2 separate regions of the Homo sapiens genome follow, and region 2 is linked to region 1. The links are chromatin contacts, found by Hi-C in ENCODE. All regions are on one chromosome and are shown on one strand. Each heading gives the region's core, a stretch centred on a gene start or an enhancer-like site at or near the end of the contact. The rest is flanking DNA. Distances are from core to core; before and after follow the strand shown.

Region 1 (3,887 bases), core at 658-3,157:
CTGGTCAATTTGCTTACAAAGACCCATAGCTGTTTTCCATCATATTTCTGTAGGTGGTATTTAATGAAATTTCTCCATGATGCTTCTAGGAGCTGATATTGTGGAGTATGTCCCTACACCTACATCATTTCTACTTCTGCTGAAAATGTTTTGACAAGGATGTGCTCACTGATGGACATGCATATCCTTTTTATGGACTGGACATTGCTGCATGTCGACTTATCACTACCACTCTTCATGTGGACGCCTTCCACAAACACGCCATCTCTCCCACCTGGCTAGCTGTGCCTTCTGCTGTTTGAGAGTGTGTGCGTGGAGCAAGCTGAGGTAGCAAGGTGCCAGAGCTAGCCCACGGGGCCAGAGCTAGCCCACGGTACCAGAGGTAGCCCACAGGAGCTCTGCCCTAGATCCTCTTTCCAGGTTTTCAGGGAGTGACTCTCTGCATCCCGACCTGCCCCAGGGCACTGCCTGGTCCCTTGTCTACTGTCCTCCCTGACTCACGTGGGAGCCAGTCTGTTCCCCTACAATGACTTTGCCATTCTAGAAAGAACCTTAAAATTAATTTTATCTAAAGGGAAAGAAAAAGACCCTCAGTCCTCTCAATTTTATTAGGAACTTATTGATTTAAAAAATAAATACACTGTCCTCTTTTTCTGATGAAGACAGAGAACCACAGGACTCCACTTTTCTGAGGCTCGTTCTTGTTCCAGCATCAGCATGTTTACCTGGGTCTCCCTAACTGTACATATTGTGAAACACAAATCCTATTCCTAAGAAAGAGGGAAAGCTGAAGACTTTTCAGAAACTTTTTTTTTTTTGAGATGGAATTTTGCTCTTGTTGCCCAGGCTGGGGTGCAATGGCGCGATCTCGGCTCACTGCAACCTCTGCTTCCCAGGTTCAAGCGATTCTCCTGCCTCGGCCTCCTGAATAGCTGGGATTACAGGTGCTTGCCACCACGCCCGGCTAATTTTTTTGTATTTTTAGTAGAGACGGGGTTTCTCCATGTTGGTCAGGCTGGTCTTGAACTCCCAACCTCAGGTGATCTGCCCACCTCAGCCTCCCAAAATGGTGAAACTCATATTTTAAATAACAAAGTAGAGAAGATATAGACACAGAGCTTAGATTCATCATGCCATACTTTGCATTTTCTTACCTCATTTCTATGTTTACAACCAGATTTTGACAATGAATTGGTATTTTCCTGTACATAGATAATAGATATTATTTTCTATTTCATGTACAGTCAATTCATGAACAAAAGCAACCAAAGTGGTGACTGGGCTTGTGTTCTGTTGTCTGTTTACTTAGTGATCATTTAACGAGTCCTGATTGAGGACCTACTGCATGCTGAGTGCAGAGCCAGAGCTGTGGACAAGACAGTGGGCGAGGTGGCCCAGCCTGCGGGGCTGTGGACTAGAGGGTGGGCGAGGTGGCCTGGCTGTGCCCTCACCAGCCCATGTTTTACTCCCATTGTGCCTTGCACTTCCCTTTTCAGTTCTCACTTTTCTTTTCTTATTTCTCGTGTAAATTAAGTGTCTTAAAAATTAATAATATTATGTCATATTTTATGTAATCTGAGGCAATTCACTACTTCCTGGTCTTCAGTTTATTTTAATGCAAGAGTTAGCAAGATAATTTCTGAATTTGACTGTAGAATCATCTAGGGGCATCTTGGATCATTTATTTCATATTTGATATGAAATGCAGTTGCATAAATACAGGTGACTGGACAAGTAAAGAGATTCAATGCAGTGGTTTCCATTTTATGGAGCAAGAAGGAAATAGCAAATAAACTGTTATAATCAACATCTTTCAGTTTCAAATTTCTGCTTACTCTTAAGGCAGTGAGATGAAGTAAAAGATGGCTGAGCCCTGTGCTGCCACAAGGGGAGCTTAAAAGGGGTGAGTCATTGTCATGTGGACTTCGTTCTAAAAATATGGGGTGACACCCCCACATCAAAACAAAGAGACCCAGTAAATAGAGAAAACGGAAGCACCAATGAAGTCATGTCTCTGAATCTTCTCTCAACACATACTTGAGGAAGAAAGTGCACCAAGTGTTCCAAGGTGACCTAAGTTAACCGGGGGCTGTTTGGGGTCTTAGTGAAGAATCCTAAAACATGAATGGAAGGGTCATGTGCCAGGGATGTGGGAGTGAGAGCAGCTGCGACAGCTGCAGCTTATGATGGGACAGCTGTCCCACCAGAACCAAGTCTGCAGAGGCCCAGGAGGTGCCCCTGTTGCACGTGGTCCCGTTGAGCAAGAGCAGGACAGCAGGATGGGCCAGAGCCATGGCCGGTAGTCAGAACCACACCACCAGCTGCAAACACAAACCCAGTGAGCGGACCCCTGGTGCTCGCACCGTGTTCAATAATATCATTACTCTTTAGATGGCTCTTCTATTCCACAGTGCTTCTGAGAGCATAGTTTGTGTACTACGTTATGCTGGGAACAGCCAGGGGTAGGAGGGGGTTCTGTTGGCTGCTGAGTGTGTCTGTTTCACTTATGCTCCCCAGACCTGGGGAAGGAGCCACAAGATGGGGATCTACTGGGCCCGCTGGGAGACAGACTGGAGCTAAGGCTTCAGTGACCACCTGACCTCCATAAGCCCCTACTCTGATTGGGGGCCACAGACATTTTGGTCCTTCTGGAATCAGAGTCAGTTAAGAACCAGAGTCCAATAGCCCTGGAAAGTTCTGATTATTTCCTTTCCCGTGCACAGTGACGTGGGTGAAAGGCTGTCCCTTTTGGGGGGTCTGGGAGAAAGAGTAACAATACAAACTCTGGGAAGAGAGTGGGGTCCTTCCTTGGGCTTCTTCTTTGAGGGCTCTGGATCTGTCAGCTGGCTCAAGTCTGTTTGGGAATTGTTTTAGGGGCAGCAACACTCTGCTTTTATGATTCAGAGTAGGCTTTCATTCACTTGGCCTAGAACTTCTCTGTTTATGTAGATCAAGAAGGAATTGAGTAGGCTTCCCTCCGTTTCCCTTCTAGGAACACCACCATCACCAGCCAAGGCCACGGGGCCCTGGGAGCCATCCTCCCCTGGCTGCTGCTTGGCCTCTGCTGTGCCTGTGGGCACCACCCCACCTTGAAACCATGTTCTGATGGTTCTCGCTGCCCTTAGCTTTCCGGCGGTGGCTGTGGCTCTGACTGTGAGGTCTGGGCTGCAGAGAAGAGCTCTGCAAGGGTGTAGATCCCCTCCCAGGTTTGCTATCACAGTCAGGTAGGGTTTCCAGACTCTCCCAGGATAAGCAAGTCTTGCATGGCAATCCTCTCTGCTGGTCCACTCTCCCCTTGCTGCTGTGAGCTGCAGCTTCTTTCACAGCATCCTCTCCCCTCACTGCTGTGAGCTGCAGTTTCTTCCACAGCATCCCAAGACAGGTTACACACTGACTTCATTTAGGACGGGGCACCCCTAGGCCCATGTTTTAGCCAGCAAGCCCCAGAGCCCTTTCTGCCTTAAACTAGAACACGGATTCTGCAATCCCCACATAGTGAACACACACCCATGGGTTCAGCCTGGCTCAGCATCACCCACCATCACCCCATGCCCTCACTGTCCACCCCCATGAAGATTCCCCACTCCCGTCGTGCAGATGGGAAGAGTCACATGGTCCCTTTGGCATGGCCCCTCCTCGCAGGCCCTACTGGGGTTGGCCTGGCTGCAGATGTAGATGCAGGGAGTGCTGGGGCACCCCGGGAGTGTAACAGAACCCACGTTTGTTCATAGAGGGGGCCCCGGGAGTGTAACAGAGCCCACGTTTGTTCATAGAGGGGGCCCCGGGAGTGTAACAGAGCCCACGTTTGTTCATAGTGGGGGCCCCGGGAGTGTAACAGAGCCCACGTTTGTTCATAGAGGGGGCCCCGGGAGTGTAACAGAGCCCAC
Region 2 (3,887 bases), core at 737-3,236, 49 kb before region 1:
AAGAGGCTTGGAGCAAGTGGCAGCCCCTCTCCTGTTTCACAGCACAGCTGCCCCCAGCATTTCTGCCCTCCCCAGACCCCACACTCCAATTCCTCATTTCCTTCTTTCCAAAATACAACCCAAATTTGGTGAGTATGTTTATCACACCAGAACTCTTGCTCCTGTCCTCTGGATGGTATTCTGCTAACTTTCCCATCCCTTTTCTGTCTTCTCCATCCTTTGGATGGGTCCCTTCACCTCTTCTGCTAAGAAATATTCCCTGGATCTCCCCACCTCGCCTTCCGCACCCCTACTCTCTCCACCTTCCTTGTCTCCAATCCTAACCTTTAACAATCTCTCCACAACCCTATCATCTTCTCTTCAAGTTATTGTCCTATATTCTCCCTCCCCTTCCTAGTTCCTCACCCCTCAATCACACTTGCGTTGAGTAAAACTCCTTCACTAGTTTGCTAAATGAGCCTCAAAACTAGGAATGAAGCATATTTTTTGTGGAAGTTATAATTACCCGGCAGGTACCAGAACTTCCCCAGGGCTAAGTAGGAAAGGCTCTCGCACCATTTTGTTTCCAGAAAGAGCACGAACAAGAAGGTCCAAAACAGGATAACACTCTTTCTTAATGGTCTTGGGGCTAAAAAGCCTCTTGAGAATCTGGTGGAAGCTAAGGAAACTCTCCTCCAACACAGAACATTTCAGAGGGCACTTGGATGCCCTGGGGTGTAGCCATGGGCTTCACATTAAGCGTGTGCTCGCTCAGGAGCAAATGCCAGTGGAGGACACACGAGCCTGAAGGATTCCACGGCCCAGAAAACCTACTCAGGAGAAAGCAGCAGGCACTGGAAGATTAAGCCAGTCCAGTGAGCTCTTGTTTGTATGCATCATCAGGATGCCATGATAGACAAGGCTTGTTGGAAAGCCAAATGTTTTACAAATAAAAGCTGTTTTCTTCTCCAGGTGAATTTACCTAAGAGAGGCTTGCAAGTGCTGTCCTCAGTGCCCTTGCCTGGGTGTAAAATAGCAGAGACCGAATCCAGGACTGGGTGTGAAAACTGCTGATTGGTCGCAAAGCCTGAAACAAATACTGCCTTAGAAGTGAGCGGTACTGTGATTCTTCTGTTAAAATGCCCGTTCATGCTTTACCTATATTCTGTGCAAAACTAAAAAAAAAAAAATTATACTGGAGAAGTACTTTTTGAAGCAGAACAGAAGCAGATACCAACAAATAAATATTTGATGCATAATTAGTTCCCTGCCATATTTTGTACCTGGGTAGTAAATCAATCTTACATGAACATTTTTTGCTTTATATGGCTTTGGCCATTTGAATGTAAATTTTACTTCCAGAGGGAAGCATTTTTAATTGCCCTGGTTGCTGTTTTTGTTTTTATTTTTATTTATTCCCGGAAAAAAAGGCACATCAATTAAATTATGAGTTTGATTAATTGGAACCCAATTTTAGAAGCCGCGTCTTATTGAATATACAGAAGACCTTTAAGAAACAGGGATTTTTGAGCTTGTCCTGGTCCTACATTTCATTAAGAGTCTGCCTAGATAGTGTGAGCTAATTAGCCCGGGGTGAGAAAGCCTCATCCCCACCAAACAACTTCTGGTGGAGGGGGTTCCCTTAGCTCAGGAAACTGGTTAGAGATGAAGGCAGTAAAACGAAACGAAGGGTTCACAGAGGAGTTAAGAAAATAAGGAGTGGAACAACCAGCCCAATAAAGAAGTCATCGGTCAAAGGGGTTAAGAACGAAACACAGAAAGGACAGAAAGAAAAAGAGACTAGGCTCATGGCAATATGCGAGCACTGGAGGTTCTAATAAAATGTGAGTGTGGGGTGCCAGCTAATTCAAATGTAAGGCTAAAGGTGGCTTAGAAGTAAAGTATTAGGATAAGGAAACACATTAAATGAAGAAAAGGCAGCATACATACATGTGTTCATAGCAGTGTAATTACTTCATGTAGGAGCCTGGAAATATTCGTATCACTGGGAAAGGGCGTGGTAAACAGGGTAGAACCTTCACAGACCATTGTGAGGTCAGCAGGAACGTGAAGAGCGTGAGGTCAGTGTATAGAAAATAAGCACGACCGTTTATACTACAACTACAGCCACACCCCAGAAAAGCAGGGGTCCGTGACCCCCACAGCCGGTCGCCACATCGAGCCCTGGGCATAAGGGAGAGTTCTATTTGGATGCGGTCCAGGAGCGCGCGTAATCCTGTCAAGGTTGGAAGACGATGCAAGTGTTTCCCATGGCAGGACGGTGACTCTCTTCAAACACGAACACTGATCTGAATTACAAAATGTCCTAAAAGGCAGGTCATACCTGTTCTGGTGCTGTTCTCTCTCAGCTCCCAACACGCCCTCCTGTGCTTTGCCGCATCACACTGCGCTGGAGCCTCGCAGCTCTGTTCCCCTGCACCCTAGCCAATCCCACCCCACCCCTGTAAGTGCTGCCAAGAGTGGCACCCAGAGGGGCTGAAGCTGCGCTCCTCGTCCAGGCTTGCTGCCCTGCCACCCTACTCTGGCAGAGCTGTCTGTCCCCTTTTCAGTTTCCTCCCCCACTCCCCTACACCAGCCCTCCGCAGCCTCCGGAGGCCCCACCAGCAACCGGCAGCCTCCTCTCCCAGGCTGTCCCCGTGGACTGGCCAGCACCCCCTGGGCTCCAGCAGCCTGGCAGTCCCTCCCTGTCGAGCCTGGGCTCCAGGTCCACAGGGCCTGCCCCCGTTCTCAGTTCTGATGGTCACGTTTCCCTCCTGCCAGCCCTGTAGGCAGTGGCCTCCTGCGGGTCACCCCATGGAAGCTCAGAGCCCCCTTCACCTGTGGCCTCCAGTGGGTTCTATTGAACAACCGGTCCCTCAGGTGCAATCCTACCTGGCAGACAACCATGCCGCTTCCCAGGGGACCCCAGCCAGCATGGGCATTGAGGAGGGGACAGCGCACGGAAGCCAGGCAAGGGCTGGGTTAGATACAAAGAGCTGAGGACGGTGTTTAGTGAAACGAGGAGTCAGTGTTATATGGAACAGGGTAATCAGTTTGCCAGAAAAAGTATTAGGCAAGGAAGAGAAAAGGAGAGAAAGGAGTAGAATTGCTCACAGAGATGGCGTGAGGACCAGGAGCTGTGCAGAGTGCTAACAGTCTATGCAGTCACGATTGTGCTAGTTGATCAGCTAGCAGTCTACGCAATCACAACTACACTAATTGATCAGCTAACAGTCTATCCGGTCATGACTGCCCTAATTGATCAGCTAGCAGTCTATGCAATCAGGACTGTTCCAATTGATCAGCTAACAGTCTATCCAGTCACGACTGCTCCAGTTGATCAGCTAACAGTCTGTCCGGTCACAACTGTGCTAATTGATCAGCTAGCAGTCTTTGCAATCACGACTGGTCTAAATGATCAGCTAACAGTCTATCCAGTCACAACTGCACTAATTGATCAGCAAACAGTCTATCCAGTCACGACTGTGCTAATTGATCAGCTAACAGTCTATGCAGTCATGGATGCTCTAATTGACCAGCTAGCAGTCTATCCAATCATGACTGTACTAATTGATCAGCTAGCAGTCTATCCAGTCACAACTGCTCCAATTGATCAGAATGCCATGAAGCACAGAGCAAGAGACTCAAACCATGCTGAGGAATCAGATGCACAATTAAAAACCTCCCTTCCTTCTCTTCTCCCCAGAAAGAATGGCTGCTAAGATTTTTTTCTTTATCCTTCCATACCCTTTTTCTGCATGCATACAGGGTTAAAGGACTCTCTTCCTGCCTTGAGTTATATGAATAAAAACAAGTGCTCAGGGACCCCACATTCTAAAATAAGGTGCTGAGGTGCCCCCATGAGAAGGGTCTGCCAGCCTTCCCTCCTTCCCCACCTCCAGGCGACA

What was found. A loop is a pair of places that touch in the nucleus more often than their neighbours do. Pooled maps may share reads with other maps.
Region 2: a loop to region 1 is called in a pooled map, with 2.1 times the contacts of the local background. The contact joins the promoter of LINC00368 here to the enhancer-like site in region 1. A Hi-C loop is called at or near these places in 1 of 50 pooled maps.

What each region holds. Positions count from the first base shown.
Region 1 is chr13:111,045,067-111,048,953 of GRCh38, reverse strand. No RefSeq gene overlaps it. Among named protein-coding and RNA genes, the nearest start is that of LINC00368, 49 kb to the left of the region's middle. RefSeq lists enhancers at 1,765-1,824, 1,845-2,014, 1,798-2,092. Within about 2 kb of position 1,907, at least 6 of the 41 ENCODE cell types and tissues checked have a DNase peak (open chromatin) inside an H3K27ac peak, as active enhancers do.
Region 2 is chr13:111,093,937-111,097,823 of GRCh38, reverse strand. LINC00368 (long intergenic non-protein coding RNA 368) reads right to left here and starts at 1,986. Exons shown (of 3, transcript NR_120415.1): 1 at 1,930-1,986; 2 at 962-1,154.